Linked DNA regions of Homo sapiens: region 2 is linked to region 1. A link is a contact called in ENCODE Hi-C data. All regions are on one chromosome and are shown on one strand. Each heading gives the region's core, a stretch centred on a gene start or an enhancer-like site at or near the end of the contact. The rest is flanking DNA. Distances are from core to core; before and after follow the strand shown.

Region 1 (4,088 bases), core at 641-3,140:
TTCCCCCGCCACCTCCAATCAGGTTTTGACTCTGGGTCTGAGGTGAACCCAGGCATCATTTTCTAAAGCCCCCACTGGTGATTCTGATGTGAAAACAGAGTACCACTTCTGTGTTTGAGGGACAGCTAATTCTTTGGCTGGATCTACTTCTGAAAGAATGAATTGGAAGATCTAGCTAGAGGACTCTTTCCGTTATTGCAGAGAGAAATGAATGGCATGGGGACAGGGAGTAGAGAGAGGAGGGGTTCATGGATGGGCCTCAAGCAATCTTACCTTTGGGGGAGTCAGACCACTTTGAGGGTCTGATTAATGTGTAGTTACTCTCCTCAGAAAAGTACACATAAGCTAATTCCCACAAAATTGAGCATATACTTTCAAGGGAGTCTAGACTAAGATTCAGTTTTTGCTTTTGCTATTTTAATTGAATGGATAACAGTCCCACTCATTAAAATAAGGAAAACAAGAGAAGGCAAGATCCCTGGTCTCAGGAAGCTTACAGTCTAGTAGCCAGGAGAAAACAGTAACAAGAAATCAACATACAGAAAAAAAAAAAGAATCAATATACACATAGTAGACAATAATCACAAGAATTGTGGGGAAGGGAGAGTTCTGGAACCGAACGTTAATTGCAGAATTTGAATATGCTGAATTGGAGAAGATTCTTAGAAACACCTGGTTGGGCCGGGCGCGGTGGTTCACGCCTGTAATCCCAGCAGTTTGGGAGGCTGAGGCAGGCGGATCACTTGAGGCCAGGAGTTTTGAGACCAGCCTGGCCAACGTGGTGAAACCCCGCCTCTACTGAAAATACAAAAATTAATCGGGCATGGTGGCGGGCGCCTGTAATCCCAGCTACTCAGGAGGCTGAGGCGAGAGAATCGCTTGAACCCGAGAGGCAGAGGTTACAGTGAGCCGACATTGCGGCACTGCACTCCAGCCTGAGCGACAGAGCAAGACTCCGTCTCAAAAAAAAAAAAAAAAAGAAAGAAAAGAAAAGAAAAGAAAAAGAAAAAGAAAAAGAAAAAGAAAAAAAGGGAATGCCTGCTTGTGTAGAGACAGCAGTTTAAAGGAGACAGGTGTGCTACGGAAGCCCCCAAAAGAATAGAGGGCAGACTGACAAAGGCCGGTTGATAGAGAGCCACCTGTTGGAGGCCAGAGAGGTTGTGTTTGGAACCCAGGCTCATGATGAGCCTAAGATAAAAATGGCATTGATCCATGCTGCTGCTAGAGGTCACTGACATGGTGCCATGGGGTCCCATGGTAGGTTGGGGGTCCGGGATGGGGGAAGCTGTCAAAACGCTGATGAACACAGTTTATGACGGACTCAGACGAGACCCAGGGAGGAAAGCTGCAAGCTGGCGCTGGGAGGTCGGCCTTGGTGTCTGCTGTTCATTGCCAGGGTCCGAAGTTGGCTCTGTGTTTGTTCAATAGGATGGAAAAAAAAAAACCAAAAACCGCGGGACAGCGCTGAGTGGAGGAGAACTACATTCAGTCAATGGGCATGAAAATGAATTTTAGCTGCTTTGTGCAAAAACCCTAGGTGTGCGGACGAAAGAGAGCCAGGCAGAAGGTTACAACAGGTCAGGAATAAATAACCACCAGGCGGAGGATCCAAGATTCTGTCCTTCCTTTTGTTGGATGAGGAGCGCCAGGCAAACGCGTCCACAAAGGCTTCGGAAGGAAGCGGCTCGCCCGCCCACACCCGGCTCCTGCCCCGGGTGACTATTAGGGGCCCCGGGGGGGTGGCAGAAGCCCGAGACCCAGGGGATCAACTCTCCCCGAAGGCCTAGCAGCGGGGACCCCAGAATAAGTCGGGGGCGGGCCCCGGCGCGGCAGGAGGGGGCCGGGCGGGCGGGTGAGCAGATCCCACCCCTTCCTGAAGGAAGCGCCCTACCCGCCGCTACTGCTGCCGCCGCCGCCACCGCAGCAGGTCACAGCCCCTCGAGGCGACAGCGGCCCCGCCGCACCAGAGCAGGTAGGCGCGGCGCCCCCTCCCCTGCCTGGGCCCGTCGCGCAGCCAGGGGGCGTCCGGCCCGGCCCCGTGCGCAGCCCGCAGGCGGAGACCGGGGACGGCGGGGGCTGCAGCGCGGCTGGGGCGGCTGGGTCCGCCCGGCTGCGGGGCCCTGCTCGGCTGCGGCCCCCTCCCATAGCGTCCCGGGCGCGGGGCCGCCCGCCCGAGCCCTCCGCGGGCGCACGCTCCCCGGCAAGTCCAGGAGTCGGTGCCGGCTCTGCCCCGCGACCTGCGAACGCCCGAGCCGGCGCGCCTCGGTCCCCGCCGCCGCAGTGCCGCCAGCCAGCCCGCCCGCTGCGGCCCCGGCCCCGGCCCCGGCCCCGTCCTTTGACAGGTGTCCCCACCCGCCGCCCCATCATCTCGTTATCGGGTGGACTCGGGTGAGAAGCGACCCCAAGTTTGACCTCCCGGTCCCTGTGCCATTCTCCCTGCACTTTGCGGTTAGCCAGGTCAGGCTGGCTCGGGAAGCAGGGGATCTGGGAAGGAGGCACTAACTTGCTTTGCCCTGTGTACCGCCCTCCACTCTAAATGCACAGTCTTCCTTCCTTTCCTGGGCGCACACTTGGGAAGAAATGGGATTTTTGGTTTTTCGGCGGGAGGCCGTGGTAGGTGGGTTACCTAGGCTCTTTGGTAATCTGCTGCAATAAAAAAGTGATTAGCTTTGGGTTCTGGAGAGAGTCCTTGAGTGGTTTTCCCCTCCTTAAATGAATCAAATGGAGTATGAGAGGGTTTTCCCATTTTAAATTCATGCTCCTTTTTTCTCTACTCATTCCTTTCCTCCACCCCTACCCCCACAGCACTTTATGATGTCCCACACATTTCACTGATCTTTTTGGTCAGGTTTATTCCGGCCAGACCGCCTTTCACGGTTGGGCCAGGATTGTGACCGCATGTGGGAACATAGCTCAGGTAGAATGGAAGTCCATCTTCCCGAGTGAACCCACTCCGATGTCCTACATGCGAGGTCCTGTTGGGGAACCAGATATACCAATGCCATGTTGAAAAACAAAACCAAACAGTTATTGGATCTAAAACAATAACAAAGCCTAAATGGCAGGATCAGTTTCTGCATCTTTCTCTGCTTGAACCAAAGACATTTTAATAGTGCAGGGCTATAACTCCATTCTGGGCAGCAGTTCATCGAAAGGATAGTTGAGTGTGGATTTATAAACTCCATGGTAGCAGTCATTAAACTGACCTACTTAAAGTTTCCTATTTCAAGGAAAAATTGTTAGGCCCATATATGTGACCGATCAAAGAATTTTAGTCTCAGCTCTCATGTATCAAATCCCAAACTTTTTCTTGTATGTGTTCTAGAGACTCCATGTTTCCAGGATTAACTATAGCTGTCATCTATTAATGAGCTAGAAATGTGAGTTTAATCTTCAAGGCATAAGCGTAGGAATTTTAATGGTGTGTCCTTTATACATTATTTAATAAATGTTTTGCAAGTCCCCCAAGTTGGAAGCTCACAAACTGGACATGGTAAATAAAAGGGTAAAGAAGTTTTGCTAACAATAATGACTAGTTGATAGATGTTATGACATTCACAAATATATTAAAGTATTTGAAAAACACTTTAATGCATGTTTATTATAATCTGCCATTAGCTGAATGCAATCTGTTTGGATTATTTAAATTGGCATTTAAGTCTTCAGAGCAATTGCTTAATTCATGCATTTCTTACAAATACCTTTTCCATGTTGCTTTGTGGGGGGATAATTTGCTCTATGGAGTAATTTTTTTTTTTGCGTGAACACAATAATGCGTTCTATTTAGCCTTTGTTGTAGAACTACCACAATCATGTTCACAATGACCTTGCAGGGGTTTTTGGGCTCACTTTATCTGCTTTGCAATTGTCAAGAGAGAAGGCCCTTTGCTTTACACTCTTGTCTGTCTTCCTGCTTTGTCTCGCCTGTGACCCACACCTCTTTAGTACAGTGGGTCAGATTAGCAGGGCAGCCTGGAGTCATGAGAGAGGAAAAGCTAGCTGGACCCCGCAATCTCAGCCATTTGGTTTCACTGCAATCTGGCCATTTGGGATCAGTTCAGTAACCAATTAAGCAAGACAAGCACTGA
Region 2 (4,088 bases), core at 778-3,277, 720 kb before region 1:
TCTGAAGAGTTTGCAGCAGTTAAATGGCTTTCCCAAGGGCATACTGTGCCTTGGCATTAGTCTAGAGGAGACTCCTGAAAGTTAGGGCTCTACTCTATGTGACTGTTCTCTTGTCCTACAAATTAGCAGAGTGACATGTGGGTACCCATCTCAGTTTCCTGTGCACTTTAATTGGACCAAATATCTTAGGATTGAATCACCTCTGGGCAGGGTCAGCATCATGGGTACATGTGCAGTCACCCAGGGCCTACGCTAAGAAGGACCTTGTACTTGGTTTAATGTCCTGCTGTTGCCATCTTGAAATTCTTAATATATTTTTTTAAACAAAGAGTTTGGACCTATATTGGAAAGTCATGGATGCAATACATGACTGATATTACACCCTTTTCAGGTTTGAGTCAGATCTAAATCATCTCCAATCTAACAACTAGGAGTGTTACTAAATTGCCTGCTGGCCTTTATTCTTTGCAGGCAGGAGAAAGGCTAGGTACCCCCTGCCTCATTGCACCAAAGTGGCCAGGCATCCAACTTGCTGTACTTGAGCCATGCAAGAAGTCACAGAATCATTGTACATGTTTTACAGAAAGGAGCCTAAAGACTAAGTCAACTTCCTAGAATATTAAAATCCAGATGAGTGACTTGCCTAGGGTTACTCAGTGAGAGGTTAAATGAGTTGATACATGTAAAGTGCCTGGCACACAGCGATATACAGAGTTGCTTATGAATAAGAGTACTGACCATCTGAGGCAGGAGGATCTCTTTAGCCCAGCTGTTCAAGACCAACCTGGGCAATATAGTGAGACCTCCTCTCTATGAAAAATTAAAAATTAGCCAGCCACGGTGGCTCGTGTCTGTGGTCCCAGATATTTAGAATGCTGAGATGGGAGGATCGATTGAGCCCAAGAGGTGGAGGCTGCAGTGAGCCATGATCCCTCCACTGGTCTCCAGCCTGGATGACAGAGCAAGACTCTGCTGACCAGACTTTTCAGCTTCAGGTTCTTAGCATCACACATGCTGGTTGTCTACTGATTACAAAAACTCCTTTGAAGGGCTGTCAAATTTAAAATTTTCACTTGTGTAATGAACATCCCTTAACCCTGAATGCGATTTTAATTTACAGTCTTGTATGTGGCCACTTGGTGCCCTTTTTTTTTTTTATGGCTAAACGTGTACGCAAATTCTTCTTTTGGATTCAGTAGGTTTTTCAAAGCTTTTTTTTTTTTTTCCTGGTACAACTGTTCCATATGAATAAACACTATCCTTTTCATTTTATGGAGAAAGCTGATAATAGGGTTAAATTATAGGGGGCCATTGTTTTGAACTAAGTTCCTGCACTAGGTCCCAACAGATCAGACTAAGAATCAAGAGTCACCCATGCTAAAGTTCCAAGTCACCAAACTAAAACTAAGTTGTATCTGACATTCTGAGAAGTCAGGAAAGAGAGACAACAGCCAATTTTCCAACCAGGCCATTTCAAAATGCAATCGTCATGACAATTAAGTTTCCTGTTTTAGTCCTTAACCTGGTGTAACCTAATGTTAACCAATCCGTTATTTCTCTGTTGTTGTTTCCCTGTCCCCGCCTCGCAATGAAAGTAATTTGAAGTGACCAATCCGCTTTTTGTTCTCTGCTTCTGCTTTCTTCAGCCCTTTTTCTGTCTATAAAGCCAACTTCCTCCGCTCGACTCTTTGGAACACTTATTCTATTTTACAGAATAAGGTGTTGCCCGATTCTATTTTTTGTTTGTTTCCTCAGAGACCCCGTTCTGAGTGTTGCCCGATAATGGAACCACAAAGTCAATCAAGATCGAGTTGTAAAAAATTACAACTAAATTTATTGTAATTTTTTTGCCTTTTGCCAATAGAAATCCCTTTTTCATTAAGTATTCCTCCCTAGAGTAAGCGACCACGATGACCCCAATTTCACAAGTAAGGATGAGGAAAGGTTCTGCCCACACCGCCGCCCAGCCTGGCAGACTAGGATTGCATCCTGCGGGTGCCACTGCGCATGCCTGCCGGGGAATGACGTCAATCCGAGCTCGTCCCGGCCTCACCAGCGCCATGCTGGGCTCGCGAGCCGCGGGGTTCGCGCGGGGCCTGCGGGCTGTGGCACTGGCGTGGCTGCCGGGCTGGCGGGGCCGCTCCTTCGCCCTGGCGCGTGCGGCAGGCGCGCCCCACGGTGGTGACTTGCAGCCCCCCGCCTGTCCCGAGCCGCGCGGGCGCCAGCTCAGTTTGTCCGCGGCGGCGGTGGTGGACTCTGCGCCCCGCCCCCTGCAGCCGTACTTGCGCCTCATGCGGTTGGACAAGCCCATTGGTGAGTGCGGGCGGGCGGGCAGCCCGGGAATTTGCAAGTAGCAGCCTCCGAGTCGGCTCCGCGGAGCTGTCCGCGGCGGCCGGCCGGGGCGTGATGGAAATGAGAACCTGAAAGCTTGGGCTTGGCTGCCGGGTGCCGTGCGCCCTGGGGCGAATCACCTCGGGACACTTTGAAATGAGAGCCTGAAAGCTTGAGCTTGGCTGCCGGCTGCCGTGCGCCCTGGGGCGAGTCACCTCAGGACACGCAGTCGGGACAGTCTCCTAAAGGACCCGCCAGTTTCACGTCTGTCTGCATCCTGAGCACCTGAAGCGGGCAAGATAATTCTCATTCCACAAACACTTGTTTAAATGGTGACTCAAGCGGAAGGTTCCGTTCTCGTGGCCCTCCTTCATTTATTAGAATGTTTGATCCTCCCCGCAATCTTGTAAGGCCCACAAAGACAATCCTTAAGACAGTTAAGACGCTGAGGAAACTAAGGCTCCTCGTCAGAGCCAGACCAGAAGAACTCTGTGTTTTGATGCTGAGTCGGAGCTCTTTTACCTGCATCACCCATAAGGCAAAGATTTAATTCATTTGAACGCAGCAGGGACAGCGCTTACGGACTGCCTGTCAGCTTACAATCGCCCCCGACAGAAAGATTTTCCTGACCTTCCTATCTTAATTAACACCTACCAACCTCACTTTCTATCGCTTTATCCGCAATTTTTCTTAATAGCACTCACCACTAACTAACCTTATGCGCTTGTTGATTGATTGGCTTCTCCAGTAGTGTTAAGTGAATTAATAAGTTCCTACTACGTTGTCCGGCCATAGAGATAGAAAAAGCTATGGAAACCCTTTGCTTTCAAGGAACTCTGGTCTAGTTGAAAAAGACTATTTGGTGAGCTAGGAAAATATGGATCAAATATGAGTGATACAAAAGCAAGTGCTACAGGAAAAAGAGAAATTACTGTGGATCCCTTGCTGGAAAGTTTCGAGAAGAAATTATACTCCAAAGGACAAGTTGATTTTGCAGAGGAGGGAAGAGATCTTAGTGCGGGAAGTACTTTTGCAAAGACCCAAGGGTGGAGTGTTAGAACACTAAGAATACGAGCCTGACCTGGAACACCAAGTGGGTGTGGAAAATGGGAAACGAGACTAGACAAGAACATATCTGAAGAAGCTGGATAGCGTGGAGGAAGAAGTGAAGGATGAACTCCAGCCAATCTAGATGATGACATTTGCCATTGCAGTGTATGGAGATGTAGTCAAAGGCCTAGGTACATTTACTCCACTTTTGCCCGTACAAGACCCGAATTAGGCCTTGCTTTTGGTATTCTAGATTTATGCACGACCTATTTGGGATTAGAGCACTAAGTTATAACAATCAGCTATCAAAGCATAAAAGCCTACTGAATGATAGGTACAGCCCTGCCATCATTGGGAAGCTGTGTATGACCCCCATGAGTTTTGGGGCCACATTCACGTTGAGAGGCATGCATTTCCAAGCCCAGTTCCAATCTGAAGCCTGGCTGTAATTCTGTTCTTGGAGTCTGTGGCATGGAGTGGCAGTGTAGCCTTATAGATGAACATCTGCCATTATTCCCATTTCCCCAGTTAAACCTCTGGCTTCTATCTTAGTGGCTGGACCTTCCGCCATGTAACAGAAGGCAACAAAGGGGTTATGAGCAAAACTTTGGAGCCAAACCTCTTGGATGTGAACCTCCACCCTGCTCATCTGAGGGACCTTGGATAAATTACTTCACCTCTCTGGGCATCCGTTTTTCATCTGTAAA

The links. A loop is a pair of places that touch in the nucleus more often than their neighbours do.
Region 2: a loop to region 1 is called in a map of mammary epithelial cell, with 4 times the contacts of the local background. The contact joins the promoter of COQ2 here to the promoter of TMEM150C in region 1. A Hi-C loop is called at or near these places in 1 of 168 maps with a recorded cell type or tissue (mammary epithelial cell).

What each region holds. Positions count from the first base shown.
Region 1 is chr4:82,559,790-82,563,877 of GRCh38, reverse strand. TMEM150C (transmembrane protein 150C) reads left to right here and starts at 1,890. Exons shown (of 8, transcript NM_001080506.3): 1 at 1,890-1,972. RefSeq lists an enhancer at 1,665-2,164.
Region 2 is chr4:83,282,737-83,286,824 of GRCh38, reverse strand. COQ2 (coenzyme Q2, polyprenyltransferase) reads left to right here and starts at 2,027. Exons shown (of 7, transcript NM_001358921.2): 1 at 2,027-2,313. The coding sequence starts at 2,061. RefSeq lists enhancers at 1,895-2,189, 2,385-2,624 and a silencer at 1,995-2,324.